2 separate regions of the Homo sapiens genome follow, and region 1 is linked to region 2. A link is a contact called in ENCODE Hi-C or POLR2A ChIA-PET data. All regions are on one chromosome and are shown on one strand. The core of a region is the stretch at or near the end of the contact, and the rest is flanking DNA. Distances in the headings are between cores, read along the strand shown. Region 1 holds the start of GALK2 (galactokinase 2). Region 2 has its middle 14 kb from the start of ATP8B4.

Region 1 (6,284 bases), core at 3,685-6,184, 960 kb before region 2:
CCCTATGAAGTAGGTATTTTTATCTCCCTTTTTTAGAAGAGGAATTTCAGACTTGCCTAGGGTCACAAAGTAGTGGAACCACGCTAATCTGATTTCATTAATTTATTCCTTCATTAAACATTCCTTGAGTGCCTGCTCAACACTGAGCCAGAGTCTATAAAATCAGAGTAAAACAGTCTTTGCCTTCAGGGAGCTTATAATCTAGCTCTGTGCTGTCTAATATAGCAGCCACTTGTTTCTCATCATAATTGAGATATGCTGTAATTGAGATATGCTGGATTTTGGAGACTTATTTAAAAAAGTAAAATGTCAATAATTTAAAATATTATATTTAAAATGATATTTTGGTGTATTAGATAAAATATATTATTAAATTTAACATTTCTTTTTATTGTTTTGAAAGTGGCTTCTAGAAAATTTAAAATGGCATGTTTGACTTGCATTGTAGATTCTGATTCAGTAGGTCTGGGCCCAAGATAATGTATTTCTTTTTTTTTTTTTTTTTATTGAGACGGAGTCTTGCTCTGTCACCCAGGCTGGAGTGCAGTGGTGCCATCTCCGCTCACTGCAAGCTCCGCCTCCCAGGTTCACGCCATTCTCCTGCCTTAGCCTCCCGAGTAGCTGGGACTACAGGCGCCCACCACCACGCCCAGCTAATTTTTTGTATTTTTAGTAGAGATGGGGTTTCACTGTGTTAGCCAGGATGGTCTCGATCTCCCGACCTTGTGATCTGCCCGCCTCGGCCTCCCAAAGTGCTGGAATTACACTGCGCCCGGCCCAAGATAATGTATTTCTAAAAACTTTCAAGTGACGCTGATGCTGCTGTTCTGAGGACCACACTTTGAGTAGAAAAACTTAGACTAGACAGAAAACAAGTAATTAGAGTACTGATGTGATGCTTTGTATGACTGGGCAAGCAGAGGGTGCTTAGAGTCTTCGTTTTGTTTTGCTTTGTTTTTCACTCTGCAAAACAATCTATGTTCGGTTAAAGCATTTTTGCACAATTTTTATTTCCTCCATAACTACATAAATATAGATTTCTCTGATTCATGAGTTTATCTTTTGCCATTTAATGATTATATACACTAGAGAGCAGTATCTATTTTATGAACAGAAGAATAAGGGGCCGGGTGCAGTAGCTCACGCCTGTAATCTCAGCACTTTGGGAGGCCGAGGCAGGTGGATGGCCTCAGTTCAGGAGTTTGAGACCAGCCTGGCCAACATGTTGAAACCCCATCTCTACTAAAAATACAAAAATTAAGTGGCAGGCACCTGTAATCCCAGCTACTCGGGAGGCTGAGGCAGGAGAATCACTTGAACCCGGAAGGCGGAGGTTGCAGTGAGCCGAGATCGCGCCATTGCACTCCAGCCTGGGCAACAAGAGCGAGACTTGGTCTCAACAACAACAACAAAAAAGAAGGAATGTAACATCATTATAAAGAAGACATAAACAAGTATTACATATTATTTACTATAATGAGAAAATATCCAAAATAGGTCACTGAAGTAGATTCTCCCAATTGTGAACAATAGTTTTTATTGTAAGTCAAAATAGGAAATATTTTCCAGAGGTTGCACAAACAGATTAAACCACAGAAATAACATTATTTCAGATAAATGGTCAATCCCTCTGTGGTCTTAGACATTTAGTTTTGGGTAGAGAACATGGAAAACTTCCTGAAGGAAGTGATTTCTAAGCTGAGAAACATCAATAGGCACTAGCCAGGTCTGTAAGTCTCTAACACCCATGCTTTAACTCATATTTTGGATCAAGTTTTTGTATTCTTTCATTTTAGTGTTTGTTTTGTTTTTGTTTAGTTTGCTATAATATTTTATCTGAATGGAGACTAATATCCTTTGAGGAGAAACAATTTCAAGTTTATTAATTAGGTTTCTGTTTAAGACTCCATCATAATATACCATTTATTAGTTTATAATTCAGATTCTAAACCTATTGTAAGAGTGCCTACTTGCAAAAAGCAAAGAACCAGAGGTTCAGGATTTGTGAAAATAAAAATACTGTAAAATATAAATGTTTAAATATTTTCTTTTCTTTTTTTTTGAGATGGAGTTTCGCTCTTGGTTGCCCAGGCTGGAGTGCAGTGGCGTGATTTTGGCTTACTCAATCTCCATCTCCTGGGTTCAAGCGATTCTCCCGCCTCAGCCTCCCAAGCTGCTGGGATTACAGGCGCCCGCCACCACACCTGGCTATATTTTTGTAGTTTTAGTAGAGATGGGGTTTCACCATGTTGGCCAGGCCGTTCTCGAACTCCTGACCTCAGGTGATCTGCCCACCTTGGCCTCCCAAAGTGCTGGGATTATAGGCATGAGCCACTGTGCCCAGCCAAATGTTTAAATGTTTTCACTATTAGATATGTCTAATAAGAACTAAAGGAATATCTTCTTGAAATTGAAAAGGAAATAATATTTTTCTATCCCATAAGGATTGTTGGAAAGGTTTAAAGAGACAATAATATACGCAAAGTGCTTACTTAGCAAGATGCCTAGTATAAGGAAGGTAGTATAAGAAAGTAATGTTTTGTTTTTGGTGTCCATTTGGGGTTCTCTAGTAGTTTGGACAGGTTATTTTAAGAGTAATCCTTTATGAAAATTATAATGTACACATTTTATTTTGGGACAAGGATTCTAATCATTTCAATAATTTATTTTTAAGCACAGTTTACTGGGGTCTCAACAAAAGTCACATATTCAGAAGTAGTATGGCCTCTAGGCTAGGAGTCTAGAGACCTAGGTTTTAGTTCTAGCTCTGTTAATCCTGTTTTACTTTGTGCCAATCATTTCAAAAAAGGATGCTTTACTAATTGCTCTGTAAGGTGCTTTCTAGTCTGCATCGGTTTTGTTGAGACTGCAATAGCAATGTATCCAAGGTCCAAACTAATGATTTGCCATCTGGTTTCATTTAGCAAAGTTAATGTTCGGTCATCAAGTACATATTCAGTAGGAAGTATTCTTTTTCGAAACAGTTTCTACAGTCATTTTTTTTTAACCCTGTATAAAATGAGTTTATTTTGGACTGTTAAAAAAATTCAAAACTTTAAAATTTGTTATTTTTCAACTAATGCAAAAGAATATATTAGAAACATCTGAATAAAAAATGATTCTGGGCTGGGCACGGTGGCTCACACCTTTAATCCCAGAATTTTGGAAGGCCGAGGTGGGCTGATCACCTGAGGTCAGGAGCTCGAGACCAGCCTGCCCAGCATGGTGAAACCCCGTCTTTACTAAAAATACAAAAATTAGCTGGTGTGGTGGCGGCTGCCTGTATTCCCAGCTACTTGGGAGGCTGAGACGGGAGAATCGTTTGAACCTGGGAGGTGGAGGTTGTAGTGAACAGAGATCATGCCATTGCACTCCAGCCTGGGCAACAAAGAGCGAAACTCCATCTAAAAAAAAAAAAAAAGATTCTGTTCTTTTCTGTATTTACTGATGTCCCTAAACATTTTACATTTTTTTTTAAAATTTAGGTTATCTCCCTATTAAAACTATTTACAAGTGACAGTGATGACTCCTGTTACTCAAAATTAAACCAAAATGAACATCAAACTGGGATTTATTGGGGCCCAGAAACAAGAAGATATAATTCATTCATTTGAAAATGATAAAGAGGGACTGAAATAATAGTGAGAAAGCTGCCCTGAGACCAGAGTAACTTTGTTTCTTTGATGTATCATTTACAGTAATAACCCAACGGGGTGCCAAGGGGCTGCCACTCTTTGGCTATGCTTTATTGTCCATTCACACTTTGTCTCCATGTTTCCTTCCCCCTTCCTCCTGTATACATGTATACAGAAGGGGGAAGGAAACATGGAGACAAAGTATGCATATACATATAGAAATTCTGGAGCAGTAACTTACTGATGTATACAACTTATCGAATCTCTCTGAGTTATGCTACTACCCCTAGTGTGTTGGGCATGTTGGCTCAAACTTCCTTAATCAGGAAACTTTGGAATGGGTTTATTGCTAGCTGTCTTTGCTTGGGTTTAATCTCAATATTTCTGAGGTGCAAAGTGCACTAGATTGAGAGTTAATAGATCTGAATTTTAATTCCAGTTTTGTTCCCAATGATCACTGTGACCTCAGGCACATCATTTCACCTTTCGTCGTTCATTCAGTTTATCTTACCTATTCATTAAAAACCAATCTGCCTGCCCCCAGTTGCTTTCTAGTGGTAGTGATGATGGAGGTGGTGAGAGACACAATAAATACATAAGCAAATAGGAGAACTATGAAGGAAGGAAAAGTTAGTGATGTACTAGGGATAGTGTACTTTTGATAGGGCATCTAGGATTTCTCTAGATAAGTGAAAAATGAAGAGGTTTAACTGGATGCTAAGGGGTCTTGCACATTAAAAGGCATGTGTTTCCGTCTTTTCACTACTGTGTTCTAGGAAGGCCCACCAATGCCTCTAACCTGTAAATAAATGCAAATCTATTTAAATCAAGTGATACATCAATTTTATGTTGCTTGATTTGGAAGTAATCCGCAAAGAAGCAATAGCTAAACATTTTAGTGTTGTTTGGGGAGTAGCTGCTGAACAATAAAGACCAAAACCATAACTAAAAAACAAACAAACAAACAAAAAAACGCAGCCCGAGACAGATCAGAAACTAGGTGTATGTAGGGCGCCAGGTTATGACACTGTTCTCTGACATCCACAGGGCGCAAAAAGAAAACCTCACTAGTCAGCTTCGCACGTGCTCTGCGCAGGGGCTCCTGCGAGGCCCTAGTCCCTCCCTGGGAGCTAAGAGCAGGACGGAGGCTGTACCTGACTGCTGCTTGGAGGGAACCCTGGCTGAGTCCAGGGAGGAGGAGCCAGAGGAGGGGCCGATTGGAAGCAGCCACCTCAGCGAAGCTGCAGGATTTCCGCAGGGCGGGAGCTGTTTATCTCCCGGAAGAAAACGGCTCCTGTCACAGAAGTCTCGTGATTGCTCTGGGAGCTTTGCTTAGACACTTGAAACTACAGGAGAAAGAAGGATCTAGCGAAATATGGCTACAGAGAGCCCTGCTACGCGTCGGGTCCAGGTGGCAGAACATCCTAGGTGGGGGAGAGGAGACGCCGGGCTTTGGGATCTGCTGGGTTGGCTACGTGTAGATCGGGTCCACAGCACTTGGCTCCTCCCTTGGGGCGCTGCTTTTGGTCCCGGGGAGCAAGTGGAACCCTTGGGATTCTATAAGGACACGTGGCTGGGCTTGCAAAAAAGATCACGCCGCAAACACATTCTACCTTGACTACTACGAAGGGTTGTATGTTTTTTTCTTCATCCATGCAGATTCTTCTTTTCCTTTTCTTGTTGTAATTAGTGTACTCTTTCTACTGGGCTTCAGCAGAAATGCCCATATCCACACTGAACTCCTCTCTTTGTCTCGCATGCCAGTTGATACTGCTTTTTAAAAGTCTTCTTTCTAAATATTAATTGAAAACAAACACAAAAACCTTCTTGGTGTCTGCATCCTCTTTAAAACAAAACAAAACAAAAACACGAGAATCTCTGAACTGTCACTTAGGGAATTAATTTGCTGGCAGTCCCTAGCTACACAGTAACTAATAGTTTAGTGATGTCTCGGGGAGGATCTTTTCAGTTACAGGTACTTTGTAGAAATACTTCGTTCTGACTAATGGGGCTGAGGTCTCATAAAATGAAGTCTGTCACCTGCTACATTAGCGAAGGGCTTTCCTGACTCTCTGCTTTTGCTGTTTTTCTTTTCTTTTCTTTCTTCCTTCCTTTCTTTTTTCTTTTTCTTTTTCTTTTTTTTTTTTTTTTTGAGACGGAGTTTTGCTCTTGTTGCCCAGGCTGGAGTGCAGTGGCGCCATCTTGGCTCACCGCAACCTCCGCCTCCCAGGTTCAAGCGATTCTCCTGTCTCAGCCTCCTGAGTAGGTGGGATTACAGGCAGGCGTCACCACACCCGGCTAATTTTGTATTTTCATCAGAGATGGGGTTTCTCTATGTTGGTCAGGCTGGTCTCGAGCTCCTGAGCTCAAGTGATCCGCTCACCCTGGCCTCCCAAAGTGCTGGGATTACAGACGTGAGCCATCGCGCCCGGCCCTCTGCCTTTGCTGTTTTCAGTTTTTTTCTGTTAGTTTTTTTCTCTGGCATCAAGTCCTTAAGCTCTTCCTACTTGGTGGTTTATTACCACCGTGTGTCAGTTGATGATATTATACTTTACTACAACTTGAAAATGTTCTTTCATCCTTAAACCAGCAAACAGTGTGTCTTTAGTTACCAGAAAGAAGCATGATTTCTTATTATAGAGTCCAGCA
Region 2 (6,898 bases), core at 4,095-6,594:
AATATGACCTCAATCTTAACATCTGCAAAGACTCCATTTCCAAGTAAGGCCACATTCCAACATTCCAGGTAGACATGAATTTTGGGCCACACTATTCAATGCAGCACAAATGCAAAAGGGGATTTTAATTAATGGCCAGTATTGAAATTATGTGGTAGACTAGGTCAAGAGATCGAGACCATCCTTGGCAACATGGTGAAACCCCGTCGCTACTAAAAATACAAAAATTAGTTGAGCATGGTGGCACGTGCCTGTAGTCCCAGCTACTTGGGAAGCTGAGGCAGGAGAATCGCTTGAACCCAGGAGGCGGAGGCTGCAGTGAGTCGAGATGGTGCCACTGCACTCCAGCCTGGTGACAGAGCAAGACTCTGACTCAAAAAAAAAAAAAAAAAAAAAAAGAAAGAAAAGAAAAGAAATTACATGGTAGAGTACTAGGGAGATTTTCATTTGCTATAAAGAGATCTAGAGGTCTCCACCACTTGGCCAGACTAGACTTCTTTGGTTCTCTACTCTATATGAATGTTGAGGCCTTTTCACAGCCTGCATAGATGCCCTTTCCCTGCCTTGTTTACCTGGCTAAATTTTCCACATCTTTCAGGTCTTAACTGCATTCTCACTTCCTCTAGGAACCCTCTTCAGAGAATTTTAAGAAATCAGAGCTTCTCTGGGCTCCCATGATATGCTGCCTTTCCCCATCATGGCACTTGCCTTGCTATAATCACACCTGTCCACTTGTCTGGGTCTCTAATACCTGAGGGTAGCAACTCAATTTCCCACTGGTAGCACTGGGCTTAGCACAGAATGTAAGAGCCCAGGACTCCTGTGATAAGATTACCCAGGCTCTGGTGAGTAACTGAGTATTCTTATATAAGTCACTCAACTTCTTGGGGTCTCAGTTTCTTCATCTAAAAAATAAGAGTCTTGGCTGGGTGCAGTGGCTTATGCCTGTAATCCCGGCAGTTTGGGAGGCTGAGGCGAGCGGATCACAAGGTCAGGAGATCGAGACCATCCTGGCTAACAAGGTGAAACCCCGTCTCTACTAAAAATATAAAAAATTAGCCAGGCGTGGTGGCAGGCGCCTGTAGTCCCAGCTACTCAGGAGGCTGAGGCAGGAGAATTGCTTGAACCCAGGAGGCAGAGGCTGCAGTGAGTCGAGATGGTGCCACTGCACTCCAGCCTGGTGACAGAGCAAGGCTCTGACTCAAAAAAAATTAAAAAAATAAAAATAAATAAGAGTCTTGGATTGCAATGTCTAAGCAACCCTCCTTAGTCTAACGTTCTATGTTAGTAATTGTATTAGTCCATTTTCATACTGATATAAAGAACTACCCAAGACTGGGTAATTTATAAACAAAAGAGGTGTAATTGACTCACAGTTTCAGCATGGCTGGGGAGTTCTCAGGAAACTTACAATCATGGCAGAAGGTGAAGGGAAAGCATGGCACCTTCTTCACAAGGCAGCAGGAAGGAGAAGTGCCTAGTGAAGGGGAAAGAGCCCCTTATAAAACCATCAGATCTCATGAGAATTCACTCACTATCACGAGAACAGCATGGGGGAAACTGCCCCCATGATTCAATTACCTCCACCTGATCTCTCCTTGACACATGGGGATTATGGGGATTATGAAGATTACAATTAAAAATGAGATTTGGATGGGGACACAAAACCTAACCACATCAATAATGATAGGTAAGAACTTCTAATAGCTATGCAGTACTTAATAGTTCTAAGTGCTTCATATATAGTAATTCATTTCATATTACAATAATTCTATCCTTTACAGATAAAGAATCAGAGAAACAGAGAGGTTAAAGAACTTTCACAAAGCTGCAGAGCTAGAAAATGGCAGAAGTGGAATTTGAACCTGACAGTCTGGTTCTAGAATCTATGTGCCTAACCAATCCACTATCTCTGCCTCTCTATAATGATTCTCCTTTTATTCGCTAGAGGAGCTGGTGTGAATGTTTCATCCCCAAGGAACCAGATATGTCTGATTCTTCATTTATATGCTAGAAATATAAGCTCTAGTTCATCACAATTAGGCAAAAAGGGGAGTAACATTTCAATATCTTATAATCAAATGTTTAACACTAATATATAAGCATTGATATACTTCAAACTCTTAGTAGTATCTTTGGAATAATACTAACAATATTTATATATTATTATATTCATATAATATTATATTATACTAATATTAACTGAAATATAAATATTTTAATACTAAAATACTAAAAATATTTATATTTCAATTAATATTATCATGTAATTAGAAATATTTTAAAAATAATGGTTATAAAATCACGCAGCTACTGCTCTTGCACCTGTTACTCAGCATTAGAAACAAAAATGTTTTGTTCTGGAAATTTAACCTGATTATATTTATATTAGTCCAAATTCTTATTAGATTTATTTTGTCCTTTCACTTATTTTTAAAGGTAATGCCAAAGGCCATTGTTTCTATGCCTGATTATAGTACTCACACACACACTATAATAGTCATTCAACAATTGGCCTGTGGTTTGGCACCCCCGAAACCAACTTGAAAATAAACAAGTTATTGGCAATATTTATTTAAGTACAGGCTGTATTACTATTAAATAATTAGTATTCTGTTTCATGACTTTCATAATAAAAAGTACAGGAACAGCCATCCTAAGCTTGCATTGGTAATATGAATATTAATTAGATATGGATTCTTTTATGGATCCATAAAAAAGTGGGTGAAGGACATGAACAGACGCTTCTCAAAAGAAGACACTTATGCAACCAACAAACATGAAAAAAGGCTCATCATCACTGGTCATTACAGAAATGCAATTCAAAACCACAATAAGACACCATCTCATGCCAGTTAGAATGGCGATCATTAAAAAGTCAGGAAACAACAGACCCTGCAGAGGATGTGGAGAAATAGGAACGCTTTTAAATTGTTGGTGGGAGTGTAAATTAGTTCAACCATTGTGAAAGACAGTGTGGCAATTCCTCAAGAATCTAGAAGCAGAATTACCATTTGACCCAGCAATCCCATTACTGGGTATATACTCAAAGGATTATAAATCATTCTACTATAAAGACACAGGCACAGATATGTTTACTGCAGCACTATTCACACTAGCAAAGACTTGGAACCAACCCAAATGCCCATCAGTGACAGACTGGATAAAGAAAATGTGGCACATGTACACCATGGAATACTATGCAGCCACAAAAAAGGATGAGTTCATGTCCTTTGCAGGGACATGGATGAAGCTGGAAGCCATCATTCTCAGCAAACTAACACAGGAACAGAAAAGCAAACACCACATGTTCTCATTCAAAAGTGGGAGTTGAACAATGAGAACACATGGACACAGGGAGGGGAACATCACACACCAGGGCCTGTTGAGGGGTGGTGGGCTAGGGGAGGGATAGCATTAGGAGAATACCTAATGTAGATGATGGGTTGATAGGTGCAGCAAACCACCAATGGCACATGTATACTCATGTAACAAACCTGCACATTCTGCACATGTATTCCAGAACTTAAAGTATAATTTTTAAAAAACTTGAAGTTTTGTACATACAATGGAATATTATTCAGCCATGAAAATGAAGAAAATCCTTCCATTTGTGACAACCTAGATCAGCCTGGAAGACATTATGCTAGGTGAAATAGACCAGAAACAGAAAGATAAATACTGTATAATTCTCACTTACATGTGAAATCTAAAAAAGTCAAACTCACTGGGCATAGTGGCCGACACCTATAATCCTAGCACTTTGGGAAGCAAAGGCAGGAGGATTGCTTGAGCCCAGGAGTTTGAGACCAGCCTGTGCAATATGGGGAAACTTCATCTCTACAAAAAAAAAATTACAAAAAACTAGCCAGGCGTGGTGGCATGTGCCTGTAGTCCCAGCTACTCAGGAGGCTGAGTAGCTACTCAGGTGAATCACCTGAGTCTGGGGAGGTGGAGGCTGCAGTGAGCCATGATCACGCCACTGCATTCCAGCCTGGGTGACAGAGTGAGACCCTGTATCAAAAATAAAAAACAAAAATAAATTAAAAATAAGAAAGTCAAACTCACAGAAGCAGAGAGCATAATAAGCAGTTGCCAGGGGCTGGGGTTAGAGAAATGGGGAGATGTTGGTCAAAATTTATGAACTTTCAGTCATAAGATGAATATGTTTTGGAGATCTAACATACAACATGATGATTATAGTTAATAATACTGCATTGTATACTTGGAATTTGCTAAGAGAGTAAATCTTAAGCATTCTCTCCACACACACAAAATAATGAGCCAGGTATGGTGGTTCATGCATGGAATCGCAACACTTTGGGAGGCCAAGGCAGGAGGATCGCTGAGGCCAGGAGCTTAAGACCAGCCTGGGCACCATAGCAAGACCCCACCTCTATAAAAAATAAAAATTTAAAATAAAAAAATGGTAACTGTGTGGTGATTGGATATGTTAATTAGCTTGATTATGGTAACTATTTCACAATGTATATGTATATCAAATCATCACATTGTATACCTTAAATATAGATAATTTTTATTCATAAATTATACCTCAGTAAAACTAAGGAAAAATAAATTAATATGTAAGAATGATAGACTGTCAGTGAGAGGGAAATGGAAAAAAAGAAAAATAGACTGTCAAAAGTAAAAATAAATAAAAATTAAAAGTTGGAGTTTAGCAGAAGAAATAAAACATAATGTAAAAATAACTATGGCAAGTAAACTATGCAATGATCAGCGCTCTTATAAAGGTGGAAAGAAAGTTGCAATGGGAAAGAAAGGCAAGTGAGAAGAGGGTCAAGATCAGAGCAGACTTTGGGGAAGAGAAAGCTCTTGAGCTAGTCCTTGAAAATTGGTGTGATTCCTGTATACAACAATAAGGAGTGAAAGCCATTCAAGTAGAAAGAACAGCAGGAACAAAGACAGAGAAGTCAGAAAACAGAGTATCTGCAAAGAACATCAAATACTGTACTTCAGTCTATCTGGCAAGTGGAGTGCATAGGAGATAACGGGAAATCAGGGGAAAAAACATATGTTAGGGTTAGATTATGACCCTTACAATTATCCTAGTACATGACAATAATAGCCTAAGGCAGTGTCAACAAGAATGGAGAACAAAGTATAGATTCAAGAAATATTCCAAATATAGAACTGACAACATTTGGCAACAGAAGGGGAAGGAAGAGGTAAAATGTCAAAGATGATGTCACATTCTTTGCCCTAATGGCTAGGGGAATGTTGGTGGCATTGACAAAAATAAGGAGAGTGAACGTGGAACAAATTCTGGTCCATCTGTTTGAGTTCTGCATACCAATGCTCAGCTAGCTCATCACAAAGCAGAAGTAGAGAACATTTCAAGCTCAACAGTCACTCTGTGACTCATCAGATGTGAGGGTGAAGTTATTTTTACTCTCACAGCAGTAAAACAAAACCTGAACATTGTTAAAAAGATTCTTCAGGTTTTCTGAATGTTCAAGTGGGTTGTCTAGAACAACAAGCCTTAACTTAGAGCCTCAAAATCTAATCTTAGAGGAAAATTTAAATGGTTTTATGTCCCCAGTCCTTTAGTCCTTAGCTGGTTGAAATCTAAAAGCTATCTTTTCTCCTTTTGAGATATGAGTGTGACACATCATTCATCTCTAAACTTTCTCAGTTTTCTCTTCATTAAATATTTAGTGTGACAAATTCAGCTTGTAGGTTGATAAGGAGGTACTCTACATTTCATTATCTGGATTTTCCCTCCAACAATATTCTGAATAGTTTTTCCATATTGCTCTCAATCTTTAACCACTCCACCATCACTTGACGGTGTCACACTTCAGAGAACCTTTCATTTTAACCCCATTTCCATGAATCATTATCATTGCGGCTTGCGGGAATTGCTTGAGCTATACCCAGAGCATCTGACCTGTCATATCTGCCCGAGATCACTTTATGTGACCTTTTATGTGCACATATGGCCACGCCCCTAGACATTCTGTAAATCTAAACTAAGTATGGGGAACAAACTCATTAAAAATCCAAGCACAAGAATTCCAAATGAGACTTTACCTGGTGGCACAATAAGCAAATGCTTTCCGCTAAACAAGGAATTGGAGTCTACTTTCTGGACATATTTTCACCAGTCATAATAACTGAAACCTGACATACATAAAACTGTAACTAAATACCTATGCCGTTGAAGCAGAGTACCATAAAGAGAAATGTCCTAGGCTCCTCTTATATCCAATGGGGAAACTTTCTATCCAATTAAGGGAACACACATGTAGCTTCAAAGGGCCTACAGAAGAATGCTAAATTCTCACTGGTAAACTCATATCTCCCCAAAATTAAACTGAACGGTCCTCTGACGTTTAATAATTCTTTCATGTACATTTCAATGAAAGGTGAAGCTGTTTTATTTAATCCAACCTTGAGCGTGGATACTTTCCTCTTCCGAACTATTGATATAACCATGACATTTAAATGCACACGAGTAGCAGCAATTCCATTTGGATCCCCTGATTGAGTCGATTACTGTGATGTTAAGCATGCCCATTCCATCCCAGAGTTTAAGTAAACAAGACCACCCCTCTCTGCTCTTAGCCCAGGATTTATGAGGGCCGTGTGTCTGGCACTCAGGGAGATGTTGGCTTTCTCTCACCAGTGATTCCATATACAACACTGTCATATAATTTTTAGATTTTTCAAAGACTTCAAAGTTCACAGCCTTCTGTGAAGTTGCTATCTGGGCATGTTTATCATGGCAAGGACTAAAGGCAGGAGGGCTATGCAGAAACTTCAAACTGTGGGCACTTCACAAATGCATTGTGTGCATCTATAAAATGTCAAAACATCCAGGAGAAAAATTAAAAAGCCAGTCAGTTCACCACTCATACAGGGATAAAGCCAGGCT

What was found. Hi-C counts contacts between places; a loop is a spot of excess contacts on that map. ChIA-PET counts read pairs that join two places held with the same protein, here RNA polymerase II (POLR2A). Pooled maps may share reads with other maps.
Region 1: a pooled map shows a loop between it and region 2 (4-fold over the local background). The contact joins the promoter of GALK2 here to the enhancer-like site in region 2. A Hi-C loop is called at or near these places in 6 of 50 pooled maps. POLR2A ChIA-PET finds 5 or more read pairs at or near these places in 2 of 52 experiments (activated CD4-positive, alpha-beta T cell and activated naive CD8-positive, alpha-beta T cell).

What each region holds. Positions count from the first base shown.
Region 1 is chr15:49,165,313-49,171,596 of GRCh38, forward strand. GALK2 (galactokinase 2) reads left to right here and starts at 4,935. Exons shown (of 10, transcript NM_002044.4): 1 at 4,935-5,063. The coding sequence starts at 5,011. It overlaps MIR4716 (microRNA 4716), which reads right to left and starts at 3,841; the gene lies at 3,758-3,841. RefSeq lists enhancers at 4,347-5,251, 4,883-5,122.
Region 2 is chr15:50,129,572-50,136,469 of GRCh38, forward strand. It overlaps a transcript of ATP8B4 not described here. Among named protein-coding and RNA genes, the nearest start is that of ATP8B4, 14 kb to the left of the region's middle. Within about 2 kb of position 5,345, at least 4 of the 41 ENCODE cell types and tissues checked have a DNase peak (open chromatin) inside an H3K27ac peak, as active enhancers do.